2 separate regions of the Homo sapiens genome follow, and region 2 is linked to region 1. Evidence: read pairs that join two places in POLR2A ChIA-PET (ENCODE). Cell type or tissue: HepG2. All regions are shown on one strand. Links, peaks and the distances in the headings refer to the core of each region. The heading gives the core; the rest is flanking DNA. Region 1 has its middle 110 kb from the start of PTP4A1. Region 2 holds the start of LOC124901228 (translation initiation factor IF-2-like).

Region 1 (15,391 bases), core at 4,251-12,250:
AGTAGCCAGAGCATCCATTAAAATGTAAGTCATTCAGATCACTTTTCTGTTCAAAATCCCCAGGCATGGTGGCATACACCTGTAGTCCTAGCTACTTGGGAGGCTGAGGCAGGAGGATGACTTGAGCCCAGGTGTTGGAAGTTACAGTGAGTTACGATTGCACCACTGCATTCCAGCTTGAGTGACAAAGTGAGACCCTGTCTCTACAAATAAAAGTAAAAATAAAAATAAAAACTCTCTAGGGGTTTCCCCATCTCTCTCAGATGATTAAGAGGCAGTCTTGGCTGGGCATGGTGGCTAATGCCTGTAATTCCAGTGCTTTGGGAGGCCAAGGCAGAAGGATCTCTTGAGGCCAGGAGTTCAAGACTAGCCTGGGCAATCTAGCAAGGGAGGCAGAGGTGGGAGAATTGCTTAAGCCCAGGAATTTGAGTTGGCAGTAAACTATGATGGTGCTACGGCACTCCAGCCTGGGCAACAAAGTGAGACATTGTCACAGACAAACAAACAAGGCAATCCCGATAATGATTCATAGGCACAATATGATCTAGCTTGTGACCCAAATCATTTCTCATTTTTCACTTGTTTCCAGCCACACTGGCCAGAGTGCTTGCTGCTTGCTGTTTCTTCTGGGTGGAACAGAATCTCTTCTTCTCCAGAATATCCACAAATTCACTCTCTCCTTTGAGTCTCTTTTTCAGTTTACTAATCAATATAACTTTATGAAAGAGGTTTATCCTGTGGTGTGCTGGTGAAAGTTTAATAATGGGTTCTCTGAAAAAAAATATGCTAGTATATACATTGTAACACAAACTTAAATTTAATCTCCATTGTTGGCATTTTATTCATCAGTTCCTTAAGTTCAAATTGACCATCAGTAAACAATAAACTAAGGCCGGATTTTTGTATTCACTGAATTTCCTAGTAGAAAATACTCTCACCATGGCCACCTTCAAGCTACTAAAATGATGTCACTGAAGGTGGAGTTGGAAATAGATGTGCAGGCTGAGCATGGTGGCTCATGCCTGTAATCCCAGCATTTTGGGAGGCCAGGGTGGGCGTATCACTTGAGGTCAGGAGTTCGAGACCAGCCTGGTCAACATGGCGAAACTCCATCTCTACTAAAAATACAAAGATTTAGCTGGGTGTGGTGGTGGGTGCCTGTAATCCCAGCTACCGAGGAGGCTGAGACAGGAGAATCACTTGAACCCGGGAGGTGGAGGTTGCAGCGAGCCGAGATGGAGCCATTGCACTCTGGCTTGGGCAACAAGAGCGAAACTCCATCTCAAAACAAACAAAGAGCAACAACAACGAAAAGGAAATAGACGCGCAGTAGTAGCACACCATTATATAGTATTTCCACCATACAGATAGATAGGACTTGAATAACCACAAGAGCATGGGGTGGGTAATAGTAAAAGGTAGTAAAATAATTAGGAAGTTTTTTTTTTTTTTTTTGAGACAGAATCTCGCTCTTGTCACCCAGGCTATAGTGCAATGGTGTGATCTCAGCTCACTGCAACCTCCGCATCCCAGGTTCAAGCGATTCTCCTGCCTCAGTTTCTCGAGTAGCTGGGATTAGAGGCACCCACCACCATGCCTAGCTACTTTTTTGTTGTTTCAATAGATAGGGTTTCACTGTTTTGGCCAGGCTGGTCTCAAACTCCTGACCTCATGTGATCCACCTGCCTCGGCCTCCCAAAGTGCTGGGATTACAGGCATGAGCCACCGCGTTTGGCCAGGGAGTTTTAAATATTTGTATGTTTCTTTTAATAAAATTTAAAGTTTATGTAATTTAAATTTTAGTGATGATCGTGTGCATACCATTGGACACTTCTCTGATCATCCTATATAAATTAAATGTCCTCTTTTAATTTCTCTTCATTACTTCTAACCTGACATATTTTTCTCCATTAATATTTAATACATTATATACATATATATATATATATTTTTTCCATACTAGATTTTAAGCTAAGTGAGGCTAGGTACTTTATTTATTTGGTTTGTCTCTGTACTGTCAATGCTTAGAACATGACTTGCACATTATTTATTGAAGGAATGAATGAGTTGATTAATATTATATTCAAAATAGATATTAGCCTGTAATAGAGAAAGCAAACAACTGAGAATCAGAAAAATACTCCATGCAATTGCTGCATGCAACAGTTACATGCAATAGGTCATCTAATTCTCACAACTTCCCTAAGAGGGAGGGATTGTTATTACCATTTTATAGATGAGGAAACTGGGCACAGTCCTGCCCAATGACAGATGATAAAGAACACAGCCAAGATTCATAGTCTCACATTTTTTCTTTAAACTTATTTTTTTTTTTAATTAGGGAAAGTTTCAAAAATGGACTAAAGTAGAAAGAATAGAAAAATGGAACACAAATATCCATAATCCAGCTTCAGTAATGATCGGTTCATTGTCAATTTTTTTTCATTTATGCTCCCTTCCCTAACTAGATTATTTTGAAGGAAATTCAAATTACCATTTATCTGTAAAAGATAAGATAAGGGCACACTCTTATTGGAAATTCGGTACTGTCCATTTTTGGCTTAGTGTTTGTTGGTCCCTTACTAATAGTTCTGAGACAAAGTTTTCTCGTCTGCAAAATTGATACATCAGGTTTGTTCAAGTATTAAATTAGATGATATATTCAAAACACTTTGTTATACTACAAAGCACTATTAAATTTCAGGTTTTCAACACATATGTCATTAACTAAATTGTGCTATTTACACAATTAAAGACTCTACATCAAAGCCTAGTTTGGTTGAGTACCTACAAGCATGACCTGTTTTTTCCCAGCAACATGGTTTCCCAAATAATATCATGCCTCATAAATATGCCAGAGTTCTTACAGAGAATCAGCAGTCACACATAACGTACAAGGCCTTGCAAGACCATAAAGTATTAAAAGCAAATAAATAAAGTATTACTTTTATATTGTAGTAAAGAGGAACTTGAACATCATATGTATTTATAACAATCTATAGGAATTTGCTTCTCAAATACGAATATTTTAGCATTCCTAGATATATGTAGCAATGTACAAGAGTGGCAGATGAGACAAAATGAGGTGACAAGATTTCTGTGGCACACCTTACTGGAGCCTCAGTTGTATTCTGCCATAAATATAAAACATTCTTTTAAATAATAATAATGAATAAAGATAATAATATCAGCATATACTTAGATAGTTCTTTATACATGTCAGGTACTATCCTAGATGCTTAACATATATTCACTCATTTAATCCTCACAACAACTCTATGAGGTAGGCACAATTTTTATGTCCCTCTGAAAGATGGGAAAACAGAGATACAGAGAGGTTAAGATATTTGCCAACGTTACACAACTAGCAGTGGAGGATCCATAATTTAAACTCAAGTGTCTAGCTTCAGTCTGTGTTTCTACCACTCATGCTGTCTCTCCTATCAGAAGAGAAAGAAATCATTACAGTAATGTTTTCCAAATATCTAGCTATTCAAGTTTTCCCTTTATAATTCTTATTTGTGAAAAAATATCCATGAAATCAATAGTTTGGTCAACTGGTCATATTTTCTCCTAAGACACACCTGAACATAAATCCATATTTATTAAAACAAGAAATGTATTTATCTGCATTCTGTTCCGGTTTATCCTATCTACCATGATCTTGGACACATTGGATTATGTAGACGAAGCAAGATTGAGATAAATAATTAAGGTATCAAATTTGAACTTATGGCAAGTACGCTGTAGAGGTAGGCCTTGTGACACTCTGGAAACACTCCTTGGTTGTTAGAGGCATGTGAGTGAAAAGTTTGAAGTAAACTTCTTAGGTAATAAGGCTTAGAGAACAAAAACCAAAATCTAGGAATATATTTGTTTTGTGCAGTGGTGCGATCTCAGCTCACTGCAACCTCTGTCTCAGTTTCAAGTGATTCTCCTGCCTCAGCCTCCCAAGTAGCTGGGACTACAGGCATGCATCACCATGTCCAACTGATTTTTTTTTGTATTTTTAGTAGAGATAGGGTTTCATCATGTTGCCCAGGCTGGTCTCGAACTCCTGACTTCAGGTGATCCACCTGCCTTGGCCTCCCAAAGTGCTGGGATTACAGGTGTGAGCCACCACATCCAGCCATATGTTTGTAAACAGTGAGTACTAGTCATGGGTTTTCCTAGTAGTTCTTATTATTTCCTGACACTAGGTATCAGATACCCGAATCAGATACAATCCTTGTTCTCAAGTATTTCACAGTCCACTGGGAAAGACAGGCCTGTAATATTCTAAAGCAGTGTGATATGTGGGTTGAGAGAAGTTTTTATAAGATGATAAGTTTATAGAGTAAGAGAGTTCAGGCTTTGCCTCGGAGAATCAGAGAACACTTATTTATGACTTTTGGAAAAGACCTGGAAGAGAAAGAATTCTGAAGCTTGCAGAAGAAACGAAGGAAAAGTCCTAGTAGTACCAGATTCTTTCCCACCCTAGAAAATAATTATTAGCCAATTGCATACAGGAGAAAAAAAATGAAGCTCAGGGGACTATACTAGTATATGCAGAATCTATGTTCATACTTAGATGATAAGAATTAGAGTTGGAGCCAGAACTGTGTTTATACTAGAATTCAAAAAGGTCTGGGCATGTCTTTTAGAGCAAGCTTCTGGTTTCCTGACATTGATGCAGTATAATATGATGTTTAGGAAGCAACACATTTGGAATACAAATTAATAGAAAGTAGAGAAGCTATAATTCAGGGCCGTGGGGTATGAAGACCAGATTGATTTGGGATCTGTCCTTTGCCAACTGTCCAATGTAGAGTAGTTAATGTAATTTCTTGATGCCTTTGTTTTTCCATCTGTAAAACTGCAGCATATCTCTTCTGGAGGTGGTCATCAGAATTAAACTAGATCATGTAAATGTAGAACACATTCTGGAAACAAGAAAGTTCACAGGAAATAACTTGTCATGTGGGAAGAAAAAGTTCACAATGTTGATGTGCAAGGGCTTGGTTTGAAGACAGTCAGCCAGTATTTGAGGGAGAAATTATCCTTTAGCTCAGGCTCCTTGGATTCAGGACTAAATCTCAGGATGAGGGAGTACAAATGGAGAACAAGAGAAAACCAAAAGAGCACAGACAAGGCTGGGCATGATGGCTTATGCCTGTAATCCCAGCACCGTGGAAGGCTGAGGTGGGTGGATCACTTGAGATCAGGATTTTGAGACCAGCATGGCCAACACGGTGAAACCCCCATCTCTACTAGTAATACAAAAATTAGCCCAGTATGGTGGTGCATGCTTGTAATCGCAGCTACTCGGGAGGCTTGAGCCCGGGAGGCAGAGGTTGCAGTGAGCTGAGATTGCACCACTGTACTCCAGCCCGGGCGACAGAGTAAGACTCCGTCTTGGGGGAAAAAACCCAAAAAACCCAGCAGCAGAGACATTTACGATACAAGATGGCATGGCAGTGGCCCCAGTAGCTACAGAAGATAGAAGCCCTCCTGAGGGACGCTTGGCCCCCTCATGCCAGACATTCAGTGTAGACTTTGATGCCTGTGGTACTATACACATTTTGATATGTGGGAGACTTCCTCAGTAGATGTTGTCTATTGGCTACTGTTTTGGGTGTCAAGGGCAACAGGAGTCATCACCTTAGTGAACTAGAACAGAAGAGAACAGCCAAAAGTATATTCAGAAGAACACACTCCTAATTTTTGGGAGGTTCAGTTTTCCACCGGGCATGCTGGGACAGAAAAGGAAAAATCCGCAAGCCTGATTGTCATTGTGATTATTATTTTTTCCCCTGGGCTGGTTTGTTCTGGGAAACATAGTTTTCACTTAAGTAATAGTAGGAGGGAAGGAACTAAGAAAATTCCTCCTAATAATAGAAATGAACAAGGAAGTGGCAAATAATATTCAGCATGGGCAAATGCAGTGGTCAGCATCCAGTTATGAATGATAGAAAGTATGATTTCAAGGTAAAAGAGTAAAGGACGTCAATTTAAATTCAAAGATAGAAATTTTCTTTTAGTTTTTCAATGTATTAATTTAGTACAAGACAAGTGAAATATTGGCTACTGTTAGGAAAGTTATTAGACTCATGAAAGAAAGCACAGTTATCTTTCACTCAGAAAACTGTGGTGTGTTTTTGGGCATCACACTCAAGGAAGACAATAAAGCTAAAAATAAGTGAATGAAGGTCAGAAGTAGAAGGGTAATAAAAGCTAGGGAATGGGGCCGGGTGTGGTGGCTCATGCCTGTAATCCCAGGACTTTGGGAGGCTGAGGCAGGTGAATCACGAGGTCAGGAGTTCGAGACCAGGCTGGCCAGCATGTTGAAACTCCGTCTCTACTAAAAATACAAAAAAAAAAAAAAAAAAAAAAAAAAAAAAAGGGAATGAAATCTTCCATTTAAGGCAGATTTGAAAGACTAGGATTTTGATGTGGAAAAGGCCCAGAAGGAGATATGAGCAAAGTTTGTTGCACAATGAAGGGTGTGGACATGGAGCACGTGAAGTTGGTCATCAAATTCCTAGGAAACTTTAGCATTATTAGGTGATCAGAAAAGGTTCTTTTTAAAATTTATTTTTATTTTTTGAGATGGAGTTTTGCTCTTGTCACCCAGGCTGGAGTGTAATGGCATGATGCACCTCCTGGGTTCAAGCGATTCTCCTTCCTCAGCCTCCTGAGTAGCTGGAATTACAGGAACCCACAACCACGCCTGGCTAATTTTTGTATTTTTAGTAGAGACAGGGTTTCATCATGTTGGTCAGGCTGTTCTCGAACTCCTGACCTCCAGTGATCTGCCTGCCTAGGCCTCCAGTAAAGCTTAAAAAAGATTACTACTGAATAAGTGAAAGGAAGTTCTACTTCAAAACATGGGCAATATACATATAGACTTCATCCTGAAAGAATGAATAGATTTGTTGGGGGCGGCGGGGGTGGGTATGGTGGCTCACACCTTTAATTCTAGCATTTTGGGAGGCGGAGGTTGGAGGATTGCTTGAGGGCAGGAGTTCAAGACCAACTTAGTCAACATAGTGAGATCCTATAATGAATAGATTGAAAATTTAAACAGAAAATTTAAAATTCAAAAAAGTACAATAATTAATTTATAATATACTTCAGTAGACATGTAAGCTTGTGGCGTATTTTCCAAAGCTTTTTGTATTAATGCATGGAAAACCATTAATATGGTCTCTCCTAGTTCATAGACAGAATTGGAGTATTCAGTTAAACGGCATAAAAAAAATCTTTTGAGAGAACCAAAATGGTTTGACATTTTACCTTCAAACCCTGATTTCTGACTTCCATTTTAGGCCAGCTTTAAGGAACAATGCCTATAATTAATGGAAACATTGTTGACATTTTGAATTATAATTGTTAATAATACAACAATAGACTTGGTCTTTCAGGTAAAATCTTATGTAAAGGAAAACACTCTAAAGCAAGTCATAAGCATCTTAGTCTGAGAGCAACTTGCTGAATAATTCTCGACATGGTATTTTCATCTATGAATAAACAAAGGGTTTCACATAGCATTATTACAAACTTTACATAATGGTAACAAAAAACTGAGCCTAATTTGTCTCTTCCAGTAAAAGTATTTGAGAAATTTTCCATTGCCCAATACCTTCCCATGATGGAAAATACACTGCATGGAAGGTATGTGTAAATATTTGATTCGTGTTTTACTGATTTCAGTGTCACAACCTAGCAATCATTAACACTTCGAAAAACATACACCTGGTTAGTTGTTTCCAAAGTACATTCTCTCTCTGAAGGCTTTTCAGACTCCTAGAATTAGAGAGGTCCCTAGCGAGAACCCAGTCTAATCTTTTAATGTCATAGGCAATGAAACCAAGACCGAGAATGTTTGGGTAACTTTCACACAGTCCTCCAACCTTAGCTGGGTCCTAGGACCGAGATCTTCAGGCTTTCAACTCAGTTCTTTTTTTAACATAAGTGCAGAATTACTGTTTACCCTTTGTTCTGAAGGAAGGTATATATAAACACGGTAACAATGTCATAGTTGTAGAAACTGAAGTGAAAAAAATCTAGAAAATTATAGGCACAGCATTTGTTTCCAACGCTAATATATATGGTCACTTTATAAAATGAAAGGCTAGCCGGGCCCGATGGCTTATGCCTGCAATTCCAGCACTTTGGGAGGCCGAGGTGGGTGGATCACCTGAGGTCGGGAATTCGAGACCAGCCTGACTAACATGGAGAGACCCCGTCTATACTAAAAATACAAAATTAGCCGGGCGTGGGGGCACATGCCTGTAATCCCAGCTACTCGGGAGGCTGAGGCAGGAGAATCGCTTGAACCCCAGAGGTGGAGGCTGCAGTGAGCTGAGATAGTGCCATTGCACTCCAGCCTGGGTAACAAGAGGGAAACTCTGTCTAAAAATAAATAAATAAATAAATAAAAATAAAAATAAATGAAATTATAATCACTGGAGAAAGAATTGTGAAAATAATAGCTTGACCTTGTGCTACTATGACATTAAATAAAGGTTTCCAACCTAGTGCCTTGTAGATGGTAAATATGTGAAAGTATTAGTTAAATCTGATTTGAATTTATTTTAATTAATTAATTAATTTATTTATTTGAAATGGAGTCTCACTTTGTAGCCCAGGCTCGAGTGCAGTGGTGCAATCTCAGCTCACTGCAACCTGTGCCTCTTGGCTTCAAGTGATTCTCCTGCCTCAGCCTCCTGAGTAACTGGGATTACAGGCACCCACTACCATGTCTGGCTAATTTTTTGTATTTTTAGGAGAGACGGGCTTTCACCACATTGGCCACGCTGGTCTTGGACTCCTGACTTCAAGTAATCTGCCTGCCTCGGCCTCCCAAAGTTCTGGAATTACAGGCGTAAGCCACCATGCCCGGCCTGATTTGAATTTAAAAACCTAAATTCCAGATAGAAAAATACCTGGATTATTGGATTGCCAGACTATATTTTAATTTAATTTATTATTTTTTGAGACAGGGTCTGGTTTTGTTGCCCAGGCTGGAGTGCAGTGGTGCAATCTTGGCTCACTGCAGCCTCCACCTCCTGGGTTAAAGTGATTCTTGTGCCTCAGCCTCCCGAGTAGCTGGGACTACAGGCATGTGCCACCACGACTGGCTAAATTTTGTATTTTTATTAGAGATGGGGTTTCACCATGTTGGCCAGGCTGGTCTCGAACTCCTGACCTCAAGTGATCCACCCGCCTCGGACTCCCAAAGTGGTGGATTACGGGTGTGAGCCACCACGCCCGGTCCAAACTATATTTTTAGAAAGTAGAAATATATCTACAAGATGACAAAATAACAGTATGAAAGAAAATCAGTCAAACCAATATTTGGTGTAGTGTGGACTAAGCAACCACTTGTTAGGCATTTAAAATATCAATGGTCTCTAAATGATGAGGGTGAGAATGAGGGGAATGCTCCAGGTGAGCAGCATTCCTTAATGAGGTCAAGCATTTTGACTTTTGAATAAGGTTGTTTTCTCCATATTAAGGTGGAGAAGCAGTACAATGAAATGGGTAGAGGTTCAGGAACTCTGAACTGTTTTGTTGGAAACTTTTGCTCAGGGTAAAGCCTACAGAATTCCTTGAGTAACTCATTCAGAGAAGCCTGCAACAATGTGCTTGGAGCCTGATCTAGTGGCAAAGAATTTCTTCCCTTCTCTGCTTTCTTCCCTTCTCTGCTTTGATGAAGGGGGTGCTATAAAATGGCTCCTAAGCCTCTTGTTCTTTGGCCAGTGCCAGAATTTTCAGTCTGTTAGGAACAGAGGCTACGTCTGGTGACAGACCCATAGCCCAAGCTCTAAGGAGCTGCTGCAGAATGAGGAGGCTCTATTGAGTATGAGGGGCAGTGTGGTATATTCCAGGGAGCACAACTTACAGGTTTACTCTCTTCTGTGACATGAACTAATAACTGTCAACCTGAACAAAAAAACTGAGGCAAACAAGAAGATCGTTTGTGTGGTGGCTCATGGCTGTAATCCCAGTACTTTGGGAGGCTGAGGGGCGCTTGAGTCTAGGAGTTTGAGACCAGTCTGGGCAACATAGGCAGACCCTCGTCTCTACCAAAAAAAAAAAAAAAGTATATATATATATATATATATATATATATATATATATATATGTATATTTCTGCCAAGTTTGAGGTCTGCAACCTGGGAGTATAGACTCAAGGTGCCCTGAAGATATGCTCCAATTAGCAGAAGTTACAAGTGAGTTTTAATTTTTTAACTTTTACTTTTTTTTTTAGATGGAGTCTCCCACTGTCCCCAGGGCTGGAGTACAGTGGCGTGATCTTGGCTCACTGCAACCTTTACCTCCCGGATTCAAGGGATTCTCCTGCCTCAGCCTCCCAGGTAGCTGGGATTACAGGTGCCCACCATCAGACCTGGCTAATTTTTTTGTATTTTTAGTAGAGACGGGGTTTCACTATGTTGGCCAGGCTGGTCCCGAACTCCTGATCTTGTGATCCACCCACCTTAGCCTCCCAAAGTGCTGGGATTACAGGCGTGAGCCACTGCACCTGGCTCTTGTTTTTAATAATCAAAAGTTAATTTTTTTTCTTTTTGAGACAGGGTCTCGCTGTGTTGCCCAGTGTGGTCTTGAACTCCTGGGCTCTAGTGATCCTCCTGCCTCAGCCTCCCAAAGTGCTGGGATGATAATCCTGAGCCACTGTGCCTCTGGGCCACAGATGAGTTTTTATTTATTTTTATTTTTATTTTGAGACGGAGTTTCACTCTTGTTGCCCAGGCTGGAGTGCAATGATGCGATCTCAGCTCACTACAACCTCTGCCTCCCGGGTTCTAGTGATTCTCCTGACTCAGCCTCCCAAGTAGCTGGGATTACAGGCACATGCCACTGTGCCCACCTAATTTTGTATTTATAGTAGAGACGGGGTTTCATCATGTTGGTCAGGCTGGTCTTGAACTCCTGACCCCAGGTGATCCATCCGCCTCGGCCTCCCAAAGTGCTAGGATTACAGGAGTGAGCCACCTCGCCCCACTCACAAATGAGTTTTTAAATGAAAAAAGAAGAGGGGATTTCTAAGTTGTTTTACGAGAATTTATATTAAAATAGCTTAAGCTATTGATTGGCTATGCATTGTTCTTTGTATCACAAATGCCAGGTACCTGAAGATAATGGGTGAGGCAGTTTGGTCAGAAACAAAATCCCTTTCAGAAATTGCCCTTGGGCATGGGTGCTGGTGTGGGAGGATAGGGAGAGTGAAGTCCCATATTCCTGTCTTTCTGAACTGGATAAAGTTTGCATGTCTCACATAGCTCAGAATGCGCTGAGCTATTTGTTTTTTCCTTGTAACTGAGATCCAGTTGGTTCTATTGGTGGGATGTTGTGGCTAACTTCCTTATAGAAAATGTAAAAACTTGGCCAGGCGTGGTGGCTCACGCCTGTAATCCCAGCACTTTGGGAGGCCAAGGTGGCTGGATCACCTGAGGTCACAAGTTCAAGACCAGCCTGGCCAACGTGGTGAAACCCTGTCTCTACCAAAAATACAAAAATTAGCCGGGCGTGGTGGCAGGTGCCTGTAATCCCAGCTACTTGGGAGGCTGAGGCAGGAGAAACACTTGAACTCAGGACGTGGAGGTTGCAGCGAGCAGAGATTGCCATTACACTCCAGCCTGGGTGACAGACAAAGACTCCGTCTCAAAAAAAAAAAAAAAAAAAGAAAAAGAAAAAAAGAAAACGTAGGGCCAGGCGCGGTGGCTCACGCCTGTAATCCCAGCACTTCGGGAGGCTGAGGCAGATGGATCACGAGGTCAAGAGTTCAAGAACAGCTTGGCCAAAATGGTGAAACCCCATCTCTACTGAAAATACAAAAATTAGCCGGGGATGGTGGCGGGCGCCTGTAATCTCAGCTACTTGGGAAGCTGAGGCAGAGAACTGCTTGAACCCGGGAGGCGGAGGTTGCAGTGAGCTGAGATCACGCCACTGCACTCCAGCCCTTGTGACAGAACAGGACTCTGTCTCAAAAAAAAAAAAAAAAAAAAGAAAATGTAAAAACTTCTAGTATAGAGCTGGCCTCAAGCCTCTTATCTGTTAACGACTAAATTACTAGTTTACTTAAGCTGAAATTAGTCAACTGGGAATCAAAAAAGAACTGGGGTTTAATATTGATGTCCATAGAAATGTGGTAAGAATTTATTTTTTCTCCAGTACCTATCCAAGGAAATTAAAAGTGTTTCAATCTGTATTTAAACTTCCCTCATGCAAAATGCTAATAGCCTTACTGTGGTCCCATAACGGTGACAGGAAAAAACACACATTATTTTGAGTATTTAATTTACATTAGATGGTAAATGAATAAAAAAGACACTAAAAATATTAAAATCTGAACATATTTGAGAAGTAGCATCAGGAGAACACTAAAAGCTCTGGAAACAGGCTGAATGGAGAGGCAGCAAGGGGCAGTATTGAATGCTCTGTATCAGTTTTCCTACATGTAAATTGGGGATAATAACTGTACCTAGTTTATTGAATTGTTTTGAGGATTAATTATAATGACGGCCGGGCGCGGTGGCTCACGCCTGTAATCCTAGCACTTTGGGAGGCCGAGGCAGGTGGATCACGAGGTCAGGAGACCGAGACCATCTTGGCTGACACAGTGAAACCCTGTCTCTACTAAACAAAATACAAAAAATTAGCCGGGCGTGGTGGCGGGCGCCTGTAGTTCCAGCTACTTGGGAGGCTGAGGCAGGAGAATGGTGTGAACCCGGGAGGCGGAGCTTGCAGTGAGCCGAGATCCCGCCACTGCACTCCAGCCTGGGCAACAGAGCGAGACTCTGTCTCAAAAAAAGAAAAAATTATAATGACAGATGTTTGTTCAAAGTAAAAGAACAGAAAACAATATACCATGCAAACAAAAAAAAAAGCAGGGTGGTTCTATTAAAATCAGAGTTGACATTATGATAAAAAATATTACCAGGGGTAATGAAGAACATTACATTACAATAAAGGGATCAGTTGAAGAAGACCTGGCAATCCTAAGTGTATATGCACTAAAAACAGAGCTCCTAAATACCTGAAGTAAAACACTTAGAGAACTGAAAGGAGAAATATATAAATCTACAATTGTAGTTGTATATATCAACTCTTTTTTTTAGTAACTAATAGAACACATAGAGAGAAAATTAGAAAGGACATAGAAGACAACCAACATGATCTGTTTATTTATAGAAAACTCCATGTAACAGCAGCAGAGTACATATTCTTTTCAAGTGCAAATGTAACATTCACCAAGATAGACCATATTCCAGGCCATACAAATCTCATTAAACTTAACTGAATTGAGATAAAATAATACAATGTATGTTCTCTGGCCAAAAGAAAATAGAAATAGAAATTAATTACAGAAAGATATATTAAAAATCTCCAAATATTAAAAAACTAAACACTATGCTTTTAATAAAATACGAGTCAAAGAAGATACCATAGTTAAAATTATAAAATATTTTGAATGAAACCAAATGAAAACAAAACCTATTAGGATTTGTTAGTGTGACCCAAACAGCACTTGGTTGGAAAGTTATAACATTAAATGCATATATTCAAAAAGAAGAAAGTTCTCACATTAATGATCCAAGCTTCAATCTTAACATACTAGAAAAAAAGGGGCAAATTAAGGCTAAAGTAGGCATAAAGAAGAAAGTAATAAAAATAAGAGATGAAATCAATAAGATAGAAAGCAGAAAAAAGAAGAAAAAAAATGGAATGCAACACTACTTCTTTGCAAAGATCAATACAACTGATAAACTTGTAGCCAGACTGACAGAAAAGAGAGAGACAGAGAGAGAGAGAGAGAGAGAGAAAGATAACATACCAATATTAGGAATAAAATCGGGGACATCATTACATTTCCTACAAATACTTAAAAAAAATAAATATATTATGAATTTTTTTCAATATATTTGAAAACAGATGAGCTTTGCAAATTCCTTTGAAGTCACAAACTACCAGAGTTTACTCAAGAAGAGACAGAAAATCTGAATAGCCTAATAAAATCCATAAAAGTCACAGTGAAAAATTTTTCTGCAAAGAAACCCCAGGTTGCTGGGTGTGGTGGCTCATGCCTGTAATCCCAGCAACTCCAGAGGCTGAGGCAGGAGTATTGCTTCAGCCCACGAGCTTGAGGTTGCAGTGAGCTATGATTGCGCCACTGTACTCCAGTCTAGGTGACAGAGGACAATCCTGTCTCTAAAATAAAGAATAATAAACAAACAAACGAAAAACCAACAAAGAAAACTCCAGGCTCAGACAGTTTGGTGAAACCTACCAAACATTTGATTTAAAGAAAAAATACTAATTCTCCACAAACTCTTCCGGAAAATAAAAAAGGAGAGATCATGTCCCAACTCACTTTATGGGACCAGCATTACTCTAATGAAGACCTTAAAAAAAAAAAAAAAAGACAAGAAAACAAAATTCTAATATTTCTCATAAACAAAGATGCAAAAATTCTTAACAGAGTATTTTTTTCCTTCTAATCAATGGAATCCAAACTATTACAGAATTAAATTCAGTGATATATAAAAAGTAATAGATCATGTCCAAGTGAGTTTATTCTAGGAATTTAAATTTAGTTTAAAAATTTTAAATCCATCAAAATAATACACATCAACAGACGAAAAATTGTGTGACCATCTCAATTGATGCATAAGATATATGTATGCATTTTTTATGTTACTTTTTTCTTTTTTTTTAATTAATTTTTATTTTACATTCAGAGGTACATATGCAGGTTTGTTACATAGGTAAACTTGTGTCATGGGGGTTTGTTGTACAGATTATTTCATCACCCAGTTATTAAGCCTTGTACCCATTAGTTATTTTTCCTGATCCTCTCCCTCCTCCTACCCTCCACCCTCTAATAGGCCCCAGTTTGTGTTGTTCCCCTCTGTGTTTCCATGTGTTCTCATCATTTAACTCCCACTTACAAGTGAGAGCTACAACTATGTGGTATTTGGTTTTCTGTTCCTGCATTAGTTTGCTAAGGATAATGGCCTCTAGCTCCACCCATGCCCCTGCAAAGGACATGATCTCATTCTTTTATACAGCTGCATAGTGTTCCATGTTGTATATGTACCACATTTTCTCTACCCAGTCTATCTTTGATGGGCATTTATGTTGAATTAATGTCTTCTTTGCTATTGTGAATAGTGCTGCAATGAATATACACATGTATGTGTCTTTATAATAGAATGATTTATATTCCTTTGAGTGTATATCCAGTAATGGAATTGCTGGGTCCAATGGTATTTCTATTTTTAGATCTTTGAGGAATCATCACACTGTCTTCCACAATGGTTGAACTAATTTACACTCCCACCAACAGTGTATGATTTTTTTCATTTAGCTGTCTTTTTTTCATTTA
Region 2 (15,391 bases), core at 4,976-12,975, 110 kb before region 1:
ACATGGAAGACACTGATGTTAATAATCAGTCTTCTTCCAAATAGTTTATAAGGTACTTGTGTACTCGGGAGTAAAGAGGGCACTAAGGAAAGTATTAATAACAGGTTAACAAGAGCAGTAATTCATAGTCACTGCCTCAAGCACTTCATGTGTACTCTCATTACCAAAGTGTTTTAACAAAAGGTTCCATTAGTTTCCATGCTTAAATTTAAGCATTTGAAGTCTTAAAATTAAAATTCAAACGATCTGCTCCCATTTCCATTTTACACCTTTAAATAGTCCCATGCTAGTTATAGTTTCTAGAACTTTGCTAAATTTTGAAGAATAATTCTTATGATGATTACTGCAGAAAACATCAAGTCAAAAACCCAGTCTACTTTTCTGGTAAAACATACAACTAGCATTAACAATCATTTATCAAAAGGTCCCATAAAAAAGGTAACTTTCATTATCACAAGTTTGTTCAAACAAGCCCTCAGAGGTTACTTCACCTAGTTGGTCAGCTGGGTTAAAAAATTAAGTGTCTAAATTACAAAGCCATCACAGTTACAGTGAATACAGATTGTAGTAATCTGAAAATAATTTCATTATACTTTCACCCCAAATTCTAAATACAACCTCCGTAGAATAAAAAGTGTATTCTGACACTTTCCCAATGACATACAATGATCTTTAAAAGCTTTATAATGACTCATCACAGTATTCTAATTTCTAGGTATTACCTTTTTTTCAATTAAAAGCTAATTTGAGGCAGTATTTCACACCACTATTTCCATATTTAATAGCTAAAACTCCTGTCGGCTACAACCTAGTCTGGCCATATCCCTTCATGTAAGTAAGCACTTTCATCAGGAAGCAGAGAAAGAACTATATTAAGAATTCCCTTCCTGAAATGGTTATTTTTACTGAGTGGAGCCACCTAGTGGATGGGGGGACTCGTCTGTTAAAGCAGTGGTGGCCACCGATAGATTTCTGTTCCGCCCAAGACACTCCTCCATTCCCAATCTCCTACCCACAGGAAAAACTATCCATAATGGGGATTTTTTCCCTCCCACCTATCAGTTGCATTATAATCACAATCATATACAAGAAGGGAGAGGAGGAAAGAGTAATCTCTGTGCAGAAGCTTAAATCATTATTATACTGCAGAGTCAAGCCAATTAATGTGTGTAACTCCTTTGTCACAAACAATTCGTTGTATAGTCTGTTCCACATCTATTTAGGTCTTAGGGCACCTAAGAAAGCATGTGTAAAATGCTGCTCACTCTTGGGAATGATTTAGTTTTCTAGTTTTCAACTGACTGAGTAACAGGAAGCACTGCCTCAGGATCTAGATGTCGGGCAGGTCAACAGTTCCAATCGTAGTGTAAATAACTTAATACTCGTGGACTGGTAGGGGGCTCCGCGGACAGAAGATAAAAAACCCTCAGAATTCCGTCTCTGGTTGGCTACTGCTGCCACAAACCAACAGGAGGCAACAACATATTACACCACAGAGCTCAGGGATAGTTCTAAACAGTCCCCGATTAAAAGGCGCCATCCAGGGCCCTTCCAAAATTGGCAGGGGAAATGTATGCTGGTGCCCGGACGGGAAGTCCTTCGCGTCAGTGTAACTAACAGTAGCCCTGTCAGTTTCCAAGACGCTCCGAACCAGGCCATTTCTCGACGACTGGCCCAGAGAAAGGACAAGACTAGACTTGTTCCCATTATCACGAGCCCGAGGTGGGGCGATAAATCCGGAACAGCTCGAATTACCAGGTGGAGCCTGGGAGGAGGGCGGGGCGGACGGCCGAAGTTCTCACCTAGCAGAACCCCACTCTGGCCCGGGCAGGGGTGCAGCTCGCGGAATGCCCCAGAGGGCCGCCGCCCCGCGCACGCGGCTGTGTGCGCCCGAGCACGCCCGCTGCGCCCCCTCTCCGCGCCGCAATCACGGGTTCGCGCCGCGCCTTCAGTCAGGCGCGGGCGCCGAGGCCATTTTGTCTGAGGCTCGGGTCCCGGCCGTCGAGCACAAGAGTGTAGCTGCACCCAGTGGCTGTCCCGCGCCCACCCCGGAGCTCCGAGAAGCTCTGGAACCAGATCGTTACCACCCGTGCCTGGCTGTCCGGCCTACCCCACGCCCGCCCGGATCTGGAGGCGAACCCGCCACCGCCGCGCCCTCCCCGTATCCGGCTCCGCAGTGACACGCGCAGCCCTCGCCCCACCCCGGGCCACGTCTCCCGCTCCCAGTGCAGCCACTCTCCTCCGGCCGAACAAAGAGGCCCCGGGACGCCGCGGAGCCTGCCATGCCCGGACGGGTCGCGCCAGACCAAAGGGCCAAGGGCGGAGGCGGCGGTCACAAAGCGGCTTTTGTGCCACCCACCCGGCCCGCTGCGGAAGCCGAAACTGCCCCCGGCCGCCGCAGAAGCCGGACCGCGCCGCCCCCGTCGCTCCGGGCTCGGGAGGGACTCAAAAGCCGGTGCCTCCGGCGGCCAACCGCCACCCCGCAGCCCCGAGGGGCCCGGCATCTGCCTCCGCACAGCCGGCCGCAATCGGCCGGCCACAGGGCCATAACCCGCCCGCTCCCACCCGGGACCCACCGGAACCGCAACCCGGGGCAACCTGGAGGAGACGCCGGGCTCCGAACAAAGGCGACAGCGGGGATGGGGGGCCGGTCGTGGATTCCCAGCCCGAGAGGCGACGATGCGACGGCTACTCACAGGAATATGTTTACTCATTGAAGATTGTGGCCTAATCATACAGCCGGTCCCGAGGCGGCGGCGACACAGGCGGTGGCGGTGGCTGCAGGGCAGGAGGCGGCGGTGGTCGTGGCGGAGCGGCGGTGGCGGCGATGCAGGCGGCGGCGGGGGCACCAGACTCTACCATGCAGTGAGCGGCTCGGAGCAGAGCGCGTAGCCGAGCCGGCCCGCAGCCGAAGGAGCCAATACACGCGCCGAGGCGCCCTTGCGTCACAAGCCCTCCCCTTTATAGCCGGCGCGACGTGCAACCCTCCAGCCACCAATCGCGGCCTGGAACCGCGGGCCAGGAGCCGACAGGCGGGGGCGGAGGCCCGCCCCCTCCGGACGTCACTCCGCGGCGGCCGCCGCCGGTGTGAACCGGTTGATGAATGGCTAAGCGCCGAGTCGGAGCATCCCCGGGGCGGGGGAGGGAAGGGGCTGCCGGGAGTGCTCCGGGATGCAGGAAGCCTGAAGTTAAGAAGGGGTGGGAGCGAGAGAGATTCCGATTTATCGACTGGAAGGAATCATGCTGCAAACCACGTTTCTCATAATTAAAACGGTCCAGGAGTGCACACATGTCACATGAGGAGACTCGAAGTTTGCCTGAATCGTAAAATGCAATCCTTCTAGGGCTGGAACCGCGTCTCAGTGTCGAGCCTGCTTTCTACTGCCTTAACCACGGTCATCTTTGCCAGTGGTTTACCTTGGCACCTGGGCCCCGAGTACCTTCGTCATCAAATAATATTTATGTCGCAAGACCGCTGTACCCGGTGACTCAACACCTTGCATGCCACGGCCTTAGGCTTGGTCAAGATGAATTCTTGTCCCTGGGGGCGCTTTCAAGCGGGGAGAAACTTACCTTCGCAAAACTTAAGGCTATAGAAGATGGGGAGAGTATCTTTTGATGCAGACGAAGCCCTATGCTCCCTATATTCTTTTTTTGATCACACCTCTCTATACTACGTACGCGTGCAACTGCAGTTGGCTCAATTGTGGCATTTCGAAATCACATGCATCCTTTGTACTGCTGCTCACTTGATATGTTGTCTCAGATAATGAAAGGTTAGGAAGTGCTTAAAGAAAGCGTTTTTAGAAATTAAGAATCCTCGGTTTTGTCAAGCACTGATGTAATTCTTTGCGTCAAAGCTAAAGCTCTTCTTTATGTTCGTTTTCAGTCCTCTTTTACTGACTTCATTATTTAAGCCCCTAAGAAGTAAAGTCTTATCGCAATTCTGTGCCATACAAGGGCACCTCTGTTATTTATAATCTGAAAACCCTTTCTCCTCAGCTCTGGAGAAGGACCAAACAGGACCTTTACCTGCTTTTTAAGAACTCAGTTTTCCACTAACACTGAAGCCTTTTGTTTGTTATTTTCACCGAGTATGAGATTGGAGAGGGCTTTAGGGATCAAATTTTGTCCTCTTTCAGTGCCCTGCAACATCTTAGGATTTATTAGAACTTCTATTTAGAGACTGGTTGTATAGTTATTCAACTTTCTTAACTCTGTAAGTAAAATAAGAACTTTAAAAAAACAAAAACAAACAAAATCCTGGGCCAGACTTTCAAAGGAACAAAAACTCTTCGTCATTTGGAAGAAAATGGCTCACCTACGACACATTTTAATCCATTAAAATCAAGGAAAACTAGCACACTTGAGAAATATGTCCCTTTACAAATAAATGATTTAAAAAAGTAAAGACTTTAAAATCTTAAATTCTAAGAAAATATAGAAAGCTTAAAAATCTTGGGTGGTAGGGGCAAAGCTAAGCAGGCTGGGGAACTCATGTCGAAAAAAAGGGACAGATTTCATATATAAGAACTAAAAACTTTTATATGGCAAAAGGCTTTTGACAAATGTCAATTTCACACTGGGGGAAATATTGGTGATACTTCATGGGTAGGGTTAATATAAAAAGCTTGGCCAATGTATATAATAGTGTAGTTAAAAAGCACATATTCAGTCAGCCACTCTTACTCCACAAGTTGGTAAACACAGATAATTGGAATAGTGAAACTTTTTCATGTAATGGCATTTCAAAAAATACATTTGGTGGGACAAGATATAAACTCAGCAAATGATTAACAGAGCCAAATATGTGTTAGCCAATTTTCTTGTAGAACTTGTGATACAAGTTGTGAGCCTTGTGATCCACAGATCCTGTAATTACCACAAGCAGTGCTGACACGAAGTATCCAGTCAGCTATGCTCATCAAGTTCTAAAAGCTCTCAAATTCTCAAGTGGCCTGGGGGTCTTAGCCTCTCAGACAAGGTACCATCTTATCCTACTATGAAAGTAACATATTTAAAGGATGAAAAAATAAGGCTTTTGCTGTTGAGAGAAACGATGCATTTTATTTTATGTATTTATTTGAGATGGAGTCTTGCTCTTTTGCCCAGGTTGGAGCACAGTGGTGCAATCTTTGCTCACTGCAACCTCAGCCTCCTGGGTTCCAGCAATTCTCCTGCCTCAGCCTCCCAAGTAGCTGGGATTACAGCCACCTGCCACCACACCTGGCTAATTTGTTTGTACTTTTAGAAAACTCCATGTTGACTAGGCTAGTTTTGAACTCCTGACCTCAAGAGATCTGCCTGCCTCAGTCTCCCAAAGGAAAGGACACATTTTAAACAAGATATAAGTGTGGTCTTGCTGACCAATCCATTAAATGTTCCTGCTTGTCAGCTGCCATTGTGGTTCACTGCTATGCTGAGGGTGTCTGCTGTATTTAGTTTAATACTTTTAAGCTGCAGATTCTTGGAGAACAGTAGAACATCCCAGCATTGGTCAGGAGACTTCTGTGATTTGAGGACTCACTAACCCTTACAGACTTGCACTCAGAGCATTAGCACCTGTACTTATTTAAAGTGGGTCTCTAACAGACTTGAAAATAGTGCTTCCAGACATCAAAAAGGGAGAAAACACCTCTAAAAGCCAATGCTTACTCTAAGCTCCAGGAGAGGCTCTAAAATAGAGGATTTTCTCTCCTGCTAAACAAGATTCTCAGCTGGAAGTTACTTCTCTCAGCAAAACATGTGTCCTTAACCTCATCACGATAGGCAGGGCTTTCTATTGACAATTCAAAATATAAAAGCCAGCAGTTGGGAAATAAGACTAGAAGAATATTATAAGGAAGTTGAGCATGGTGGCATACAGGCTCATGCCTGTAATCCCAGTACTTTGGGAGACCAAGGTGGGTGGATCACCTGAGATTAGGAGTTAGGAGTTCAAGACCAGCCTGGTCAACATGGTGAAACCCATCTCTACTAAAAATACAAAAAATTAGCTGGGCATGGTGGCAGGCACCTCTAATCCCAGTTACTTGGGAGGCTGAAGAAGGAGAATCACTGGAAAGCTGGGAGGCAGAGGCTGCAGTGAGCCGAGATCATGGCACTGCACTCTAGCCTGGGAGACAGAGTGAGACTTCATTTCAAAAAAAGAATATTATAAGCGATATTTTTATGGAAGAGGAAAGACTGCAGAAGGCAAGAGTGCAGAGGAAGATTGGCAAATCTTGATGAAGAAGAACAGAGAAATCTTCACAAGAACAGCAGATCTAGTAAACATTGATTCCATTTTACCAAGTTTACAAAAGGAGTGAAGGATTCCTTGATTTTCAATCTTCTCAGATTGGTTGGGGCTACAAGGAAGTCTGATAAAAACATTTAACATAGCAAGAGTAATATCATTGCCATAATAGATTAAACGTGACAATATCAACCTAGAAAAAGACACTAGATTGCAAGGTATAATGACAGTCTAGCAAATATATGTAATAGAGGCAAATACCCCAATGGGCCATAATCTAGTAAGTGTCTGGATACTAGTGCAGAGGGTAAGTTCCCATACCCATATTTAACAAGAGTCCTAAAAATTCAAGTATGCCATGGCTGCTGTCAGCATTGTTAAAGTTTATTTCCCTCTTGCTGTTTTAGAACAGCCTATTTTATATCCAATTAATTTTCTTATATGATTATTAAAAATAAATATGTAGTATACAGGCATACCTTCATTTATTGTGCTTTGCAAATATTGTTTTTTTTTTTTAACAAAATGATGGTTTGTGACAGCTTTTTGTCGAGCAAGTCTATCAGAGCCATTTTTCCAATAGCATGTGCTCATTTCATGTCTCTGTGTTACATCTTGGTAATTCTCCCAATATTTCAAACTTTTAAATTATTATTGCATTTGTTATGGCAATTTGTGAACAGTGATCTTTGATATTGTTATTGGAATTGTTTTGGGCCACCACAAACTGTACCCATTTAAGATGGCAAACTTATTTGATAAATGTTGAATATATTCTGACTGCTCCGCTGATGGGCCAGTCCCTCAGTGAGACACAGCAATACTGAAATTAGGCCAATTAATAACCCTACAGTGGCCTCTGAGTGTTCAAGTGAAAGGAAGAGTCATTCATCTCTCACTTTAAATCAAAGCTAAAAATGATTAAGCTGAGTAAGGCAAGTTGAAAGCAGAGATAGGCCGAAAACTAGGCCTCATACCCAAAACAGTCAAGTTGTGAATGCCAAGGAAAAGCTCTTGAAGGAAGTTAAAAGTGCCACTCCAGTGAACACAGGAATGATAAGAAAGTGAAACAGCCTCATTGTTGATAAGGAGAAAGTTTTAGAGTTCTGGATAGAAAACCAGCCACAGCATTCTCTTAAGTCAAAGCCTAATTCAGAGCAAGGCCTTAACTCTCTTCATTTTTATGAAGGCTGAGAGAGGTGAGGAAGTTGTAGAAGAAAAGTCTGAAGATAGCAGAGGTGGATTCATGAGGTTTAAGAGTAGAAGCCCTCTCCCTAACATAAAAATGAAAGGTGAAGCAGTAAGTGCTGATGGAGAAGCTGCAGCAAGTTATTGAGAAGATTTAGCCAAGAACATTGATGAAGGTGGCTACACTAAATAACAGATTTTCAATGTAGACAAAACAGTCTTATACTGGAAGAAGATGCTGTCCAAGACTTTCATAGCTATAGAAGTCAATGCTTGGCTTCAAAGCTTCGAAGGACAGGCAGTTCTCTTGTTAGGGGCTGATGTGGCTGGTGACTTTAAGTTGAAGCAGATGTTCATTTACCATTCTGAAAATCCTAGGACCCTTAAAAATTATGCTAAATCTACTCTGCTGTGCTCTATAAGTGGAAGAACAAAACCTGGTTGACAGCACATCTGTTTAGCATGGCTCACTAAATATTTTAAGTCCACTGTTGAGACCTACTGATAAAACGTGATTTATTTAAAAATACTATTGCTCCTTGACAATGCACATGGTCACTGAAATGCTCTGATGGAGATGTACAAGGAGAGTAATATTGTTTTCATGCCTTCTAACACAGCATCCATTCTGCAACCCATGGATCAAGGAATAATTTTGACTTTCAGGTTTTAATATTTAACAAGTACATTTCATAAGGTTATAAATTGCTGTAGATGGTGATTCCTCTGATGGATCTAAGCAAAGTAAACCAAAAACATTCTGGAAAGGATTCTAGATGCCATTAAGAACATTCATGAGAGGAGGTAAAAGTATCAGCATGAACAGGAGTTTGAAAGAAGTTAACTCCAACTCTCATGGATGACCTTGAGGGCGTTCAAGACTTCAGTGGAGGAAATCACTACAAATATGGTGAAAATAGCAAGACAATTGGAGTTAGAAACAGAGTCTGAAGAGTTGACTAAATCGCTGCAATTTTATGATCAAACTTGAATGAATGAGGAGTTGCTTCTTATGAAGGAGAAAAGAGAGTGGTTTCTTGAGATAGAATCTACTGCTGGTGAAGATGCCGTAAGCATTGTTGAAATGATAAAGGATTTAGAATATCACATAAACTTAGCTGATAAAGCAGTGGGTGAGTTTTAAGAGGACTGATTGCAACTTTGAAAGGAGTTCTCTTGTGTGTAAAATACTATCAAACAGCACTGCCTGCTACAGAGAAATTTTTTGTGGAGTCATCAATGCAGCAAACTCCATTGTCTTATTTCAAGAAATTGCCACAGCCACCTTAACCTTCAGCAACTACCTCCCTGATCAGTCAGCTGCCATCATCACTGAGGCAGGATTCTCCAACAGCAAAGATTATGACTTGCTGAAGGCTCAGATGACTGTTAGCATTTTTTAGCAAAAGTATTTTTAAATTAAGGTATTCTAGGGTACCCGTTTTCCCCACTTCCTTTCTGTGTCTTGACCAAAATCACAGTGACCCAGCCAGCTGTAGCCATAGGTTTTCCTCAGCTGGCTTGAACCCAAACCAGCTTGAACATTCCCAGGCACTGATAATAATGTCTTGGTTTACTGGAAAGAAACTGACCCCGACCCTGAGCCGAATTCCTTAAATTTTCATGTAAACTCCATCCCCTCACCCCCTGGCTACAGACTAATGTGGGTAAAACATCCCTTTTCTCTTGCTGTCCATCACAATAATACATTGCAACACCCTGCAAGTTCCTTTAATAAATGTTTTGGACTGATCACTCTGGCATTTAGAGCTGCTTTCTTTGAAATCTCAAACCAGCCCTGTCTTCAAATGGTTTGGGGTACTCTGTTGTACGAATTCTCCTGCTGCTGCTTTTAAGGCAACTCCAGCTATGGGTTCAGTGGGACAAAACAGGTATGTACATTTTTTAGACATAGTGCTATGCACATTTAACAGACAACAATGTAGTGTAAATGGGAAACCAAAAAATGCATGTGGCTTCCTTTATTGTAATACCTGTTTTATTGTGGTGGTCTGGAGCTGAACTTGCAATATCTCCAAGGTATGCCTATGCTTAAATCTCTATGAACATATAATTTGCAGTGCTTAAATATTGTTCAAAACTAAAACATGCTCTATATTAAAAAGTGACTTAATTTTCTTCCTTAAGACATTGATTTAAAGATTTATCAAAAGTCTTTTGAGTAAGTTTTGATGAATAATCAAAATGCTGTAGCAGAGCTACATCCTAATTTCTGTGGGAAATTTAGACACAGAAATTTCCAATGAGCAAATAAGCTTGTCACAACAAGCCTTTTAAGGAATCTGGCCTAAGGACAAAGTCCAAAGGCCAATAGCTGCCTGTGGGCTACTGTGTTTTGTTGAGTCAGACATATAGAAACAGTCACCCACCTAGGAGGGTACTACAGATGTAAATATTTATATTAATAAATGAATCCTGCTGGATCAGAAGTAACATCTTATCAAGTCATCATATCAAACCATTTGAGGTAATATTTTCTCTGTAAAATTGATTAAGGCAGTTTTGAACAACTTTTTTTTTTAAAGTCTATTTTAAGAAACAATTCTCTTGAATCGATCTCTATTATGCCCATTCTCTGTCCCTTTTTCATGTCTAATTGTAATCAATTTAAATATAAACCTGAAAGTTGTCTAGGTAGTCTCCAAATCAAATGAGAATGTGTATTCACATTAGTAACTCTGCCGCTTAATATAGTATTTACTTCTGTAGGAGCTTAGTGTGTGTATTAAGATGTGACAGATACCGCCTGGGCAACACAGTCAGACCCTGTCTCTACAAAAAAAAAAAAATTATCTGGGCATGATGGTGCATTCCTGTAGTTGTAGCTCCCTCGGAGGTTGAGGTGGGAGGATTGCTTGAGCCCAGGAGTTGTTAGGGCTGCAGTGAGCTGTGATCATGCCACTGCACTCCATCTGGGGCAACAGACCAAAGACCCTCTCTCTCAAGGAAAAACAAAAAAGAAATGATGGACAGATTGATTAGTAAGAGAATACTTTTCATTTGCATGCTGAAAGGCACCATTTCCTTGGGGCACTGAATAAAGGACTTATTATGAATCTATCCATAACTCATGACTGTTTTGCCTACTGGTACCTGGAGGAATCTAGTTTGAGAAGACTCTTCTTATTTTAGCAAATTTGGTGAAATTTCTGTTGCTGTTCTATAGCCTGAATAAAAATCATTTGGGAATTGAAAATCAGGAAGGCCACAGTCTCCATGTGATTGTTTAGAACATGTTGAATTATGCCACAGTCTGAACTGAGGCAAAAATAGCTTAGGAAAGGAGAATTTAATCTGGCTAGAGAAAGGGAATGGAGTATAAATAAATTTTAAAGGTTGGATATGCATGCTATGGCAAAGCTGTCACTTGACAGGTTTAATTTACAGAGTTGGCATTTAGGCTGCAGATAATCCAGACAGACAGTGACCTAAGCAGCATTACTGGGGCAGGCCTTACATAAGGAGAAATGTTGTTGAACAATTTCCTGCAAGCATAATAACATTTATTTAACAAAAGCTACAACAGTCATGCTTTTTTCTTATCCTAACACAGTTGCTTTTTAACTAGGGATGTTCAACAAACGTTGCTATCTTCGTGTATTTCTATAGTTCCATTCATGGCTGGAAGATACTGAACATAAGAGAAAATGAGTATAGAAGCCTTTTGAAATTTCTCTCTTTTTTTTTTTTTTTGAGACAGAGTCTCGCTCTGTCACCCAGGCTGGAGTGCAATGGTGCAATCTTGGTTAACTGCAACCTCCGTCTCCCGGGTTCAAGTGATTCTCCTGCCTCAGCCTCCCAAGCAGCTAGGATTACCAGGCACCTGCCACCACACCCGGCTAATTTTTGTATTTTTAGTAGAGATGGGGTTTCTGCATGTTGGCCAGGCTGGTCTCGAACTCCTGACCTCAAATGATCCGCCTGCCTTGGCCTCCCAAAGTGCTGGGATTACAGGCGTGAGCCACCATTAAATATAGTTGTCCTATAATGTATTTCTTTAATCCTCAGACATATTAATGCACATAGTAAATACTCAACCACTATTTATTTGCATACTATCATATTACTTTCCCACATAAAATTCTATTAGGGCATCCTATTCCCAGTTTTTCTAAGTTTTCTTTGCAGGGTTCTTAGTCTCTCAATCCCGTTAACAATGGTGTTCACTGGAGTTTTGTCCTAGGGCCTCCTGGACTCACTTTCCACTTTCCTTGGGGTTTTCACCTACATCCATAGCTGTGGCTGTCAACCTTCCCTCCTTCCCCAACACATATGTGTTAAATGCCTAGCATATGCCAGGCACTCTGCTATCTTATGAATAACATAAACATGTTTTCTGCCCCAATGAAATTTATATACAGGTGAGAAAAGAGAGAAAATAACAAGTAAATAAGCATAGAATATATTTATAATCTGTGCTGTGAAGGAGGTCAACAGAATGGCTGGGGTGACTTACTTTAGACAGTGAAGTCAGGGGTGGTGTCTCCCAGGAGATCCAGATCTAAATGATGAGAATGAATCACAAAAAGAGGGGGAGGAAGAGAGATATTTTTGGTGGAGGAAATGACAACACAGAATTTCAGGTGGGAGTTTGGTTGGTACTCAAGGAGTTGGAAGACCTGAGGGACTGCAGCAATACAAGGGAAGGAAATAAGCCTGGACATCTAGCAGGGACTGGATCACGTAGGACCTTGTAGGCCATGGAAAGGATTTGGATTTATTTTGCTGACAGTGAATCACACCACATATCAGGAAATTTGTTTTAAGAGAATTGTTTTTCTGTTCTGTGGAGAATGGATTGGAGAAGGCCCTAGAGTAGAATTATTTTAACAGGGTGAAACACTTGAGATTTCCTGCCTTGTCAAATGGAAGACAATGTTGGTGTTGACTATGATCAGGACAGTGGAGGCAGAGAAAAGTGGAGAGATTAGAAATATGGAAATAAAATGGAGAAGTTTTACATCACAAAATGCCACACTGCCTCTAAAAATTGTCAAAGGCCAAACAGAGATATAAGGCCATGGTTTTGAGCCTGTTTTATGCTATGGTGCTGAATGTATAGGCACACTGATGAAAAGTTCCATAATTTCACATTTTCATTAGCAATATGTTTGTAGGGAATAAACCAGAAACTTAAAATAAATAAAGGCACTCAAAGTATGCTTAGAGAAAGACACTATTTCTGAGGGTTTTGAGAATATAGCAGCGGGACTCCTAAAAGTTGTATATTTAGGTATTAAGAGAACAATTAAACTCTTGATAGATTACAATAACAGCAAGAATAGCTAAAACTTATTGTGCTCTTGTTGTTTTCCAAGCCATGTGCTAAACACATATTTGCACTGTTTTGTTGAATTTATTAGAATACTCAGACTCTGAGATAGAAATTAGTTAAAAAATCAACTCATAGTGGGTGATATCACTTGAAGTATCTATATAATGAAATACTTTTCGGATATTAAAAGTATCTTGCCAGTCAAGGTGGCTCACGCCTGTAATCCCAGCACTTTGGGAGGCCAAGACAGTTGGATCACTTGAGGTCGGGAGTTCGAGACCAGCCTGACCAACATGGAGAAACGCTGTCTCTACTAAAAATACAAAATTAGCTGGGTGTGGTGGCACATGCCTGTAATCCCAGCTACTCGGGAGGCTGAGGCAGAAGAATCACTTGAACCCGGGAGGCGAAGGTTGTGGTGAGCTGAGACCGCACCATTGCACTCCAGCCTGGGAAACAAGAGCAAAACTCTGTCTCAAAAAAAAAAAAAAAGAAAAAGAAAATATCTTAATGTCTTTAAGATAAATAAATAATTGTAATGTTAAATAAAAAGAAATGCTATAAAAATAGAAAGAAATAAACTAAAATGTTAACAGGTAATAACTGACATTTAAATACTTTATGGGTGTCACTGGGTGATGTGATGATAAACAATTTTTTATTTATAACTTCCTATATTTTGTATTTTTTTTCCAAAAATGATACTCTTACAGTTGGGGAAAAATCATTTCAGATAAATGCTCAAAGAGGTTGCACCGATAGGTCTGTAGCCTTATTGTACTCTCTGCAGCAGAGATAGAAGCACCAGGTTATCCTAACCTGACAGCAGCTGTCAAAAACTTTATAATCACTTTCGTTCTGATTCCATGTTCTTGGATAGTTGATCTGATTATAATTTACTTTCAATGTGTATTTGTTTGCCATCAAATGTGAGAATATAATGCCCAACCAGTGAGAAGCTCCCTGGGAAATTAAAGTTGTTTATGTATCATGTTTGTGGCTATAAACCAAGAAATCACCTCTAAACGTTTGGAAACATCTAAAACCCAAGGTGACTTGGGTATAACCTAAGTCACCTGGGTTGTGATTGTAAGTGCCCTGGAATGTGATTGTAAGCGGAAACAAAATCAATTTTATTTTATCTGCCCAGAGGAAGATTGTGAGAACAGAAGGAAGATGATGACTGGGTACACAGAATAGAAAGGTCTAAAGATATGAAGGTTGTCAGTGTTTATCAGGCACTGTCTAGGGAAGAGGCATTGAATCTGTACTGAATGTGCTGGTTGTTGTAGAAATATACCTTATTATAGGATAGTATTAATAACATTGACTGACATTTATTGAGTGCTTACTATGTGTTGGGTATTAAGCACTATATTAAACCTTTCATAAATCTCTCCAGATTGATATTACTCCCATTATAAAAATCAGGACATGCAGCCTCAGAAAGCTTAGGGTCATACAAGTATTATGTGATGCAGCTGGAATTCAAATTCCAGTGGCTTAACTGCAAGAGTCCCTGCTTCCATCACTCTGTTAGGCTGTACTCATGGCCTTGAAATATCCCTTAAGGTTATTTACTTTCTTATGCTCTGGTTCTTTGCTAAACAAACAAGCTTTCAATTATTAATTTGGCTTCCTACGTGTTCTGATCCTGTAAAGGAATTATTCCATTACAAAGGCACTGGCATTTGGGCTTATATTTCATCCTTCCATGAGTTTAGTAAAAGTGAATCATAAAATATGATTATGCAATACTTTACTGAAAATCTGCCCTTCCTTTTCATTCTGATGGCTACTTCAAGAGATGTTGTTCCCCAGACTAATGCTACTCTAAGTGTAGTCTGTGAACTGGTGCCAATCTATGAACTGTTACTGGTCTGAGAGGAGATAAGCATAGAAACTGAGAGCAAGCATTTAAAAACTTTTACAGCGATTTGACAGGGTAACTTTATTTCTATTGAACTTAATTTCAAAAATTAGGCTTTGTGGCTGGGTGCGGTGGCTCACACCTGTAATCCCAGCATTTTGGGAGGCTGAGGTGGGCAGATCACCTGAGGTCAGGAGTTCGAGACCAGCCTGGCCAACATGGCGAAAACCCATCTTTACTTAAAAAAAATACACAGATTAGTGGGCCATGGTGGTACACGCCTGTAATGCCAGCTAGGGTGGCTGAGGCAGGAGAATCACTTGAACTCGGGAGGCAGAGGTTGCAGTGAGTCTAGATCATGTGCACTGCCTTCCAGCCCGCCCAACAGAATGAGACTCTGTCTCAAGAAAAAAAAAAAAAAGGCTTTGTGTTTTGTTTTTTACTTTTCACTTCTTTTCTTTCTTTCTTTTTTTTTTTTTTTTTTTGAGACGGAGTCTTACTCTTGTCACCCAGGCTGGAGTGCAATGGCGTGATCTCAGCTCACTTTAACCTCTGCTGCCTGGGTTCAAGTGATTCTCCTGCCTCAGCCTCCCAAGTAGCTGGGATTACAGGCGCTTGCCACCACATCCCGCTAATTTTTGTATTTTTAGTAGAGACGGGGTTTCCCCATGTTTGCCAGGCTGGTACTTTTCACTTTTCAAGTAATTCATTTTTATTGAGAGGCACTATTGTAAATGATGAAAACTATGGAAATTGGTTAGATATGTTATGAAATGCATTACCGTGGGGTACCTTCCTT

Evidence for each region. ChIA-PET counts read pairs that join two places held together with the same protein. Peaks named below come from ENCODE experiments on the same cell type or tissue, not always from the same donor. Only the 100,000 strongest peaks of a DNase experiment are listed, where the experiment ranks them.
Region 2: POLR2A ChIA-PET joins it to region 1 with 13 read pairs; 6 of 35 experiments call an interaction of 5 or more read pairs at or near these places.

What each region holds. Positions count from the first base shown.
Region 1 is chr6:63,451,091-63,466,481 of GRCh38, reverse strand. It overlaps a transcript of LGSN not described here. Among named protein-coding and RNA genes, the nearest start is that of PTP4A1, 110 kb to the left of the region's middle. RefSeq lists a cis regulatory region at 7,704-7,717 and enhancers at 7,638-7,782, 7,461-7,960. In HepG2, for the core only: no CTCF peak of the experiment used is centred there; a DNase peak (open chromatin) is centred at 7,671; H3K4me3 peaks cover 426 bases.
Region 2 is chr6:63,560,025-63,575,415 of GRCh38, reverse strand. LOC124901228 (translation initiation factor IF-2-like) reads left to right here and starts at 1,848. Exons shown (of 2, transcript XM_047419610.1): 1 at 1,848-1,884; 2 at 1,986-9,181. The coding sequence starts at 1,848. The coding sequence ends at 2,731. It overlaps PTP4A1 (protein tyrosine phosphatase 4A1), which reads right to left and starts at 2,936. Exons shown (of 6, transcript NM_003463.5): 1 at 2,697-2,936. It overlaps LOC128125822, which reads right to left and starts at 2,936. Exons shown (of 2, transcript NM_001415059.2): 1 at 2,697-2,936. The coding sequence starts at 2,735. It also overlaps a transcript of LGSN not described here. RefSeq lists enhancers at 1,005-1,740, 1,435-1,804, 1,741-2,476, 2,858-3,152, 2,477-3,212 and 1 more and silencers at 2,345-2,474, 2,775-3,194. In HepG2, for the core only: no CTCF peak of the experiment used is centred there; DNase peaks (open chromatin) are centred at 9,745, 10,215 and 10,995; H3K4me3 peaks cover 1,461 bases.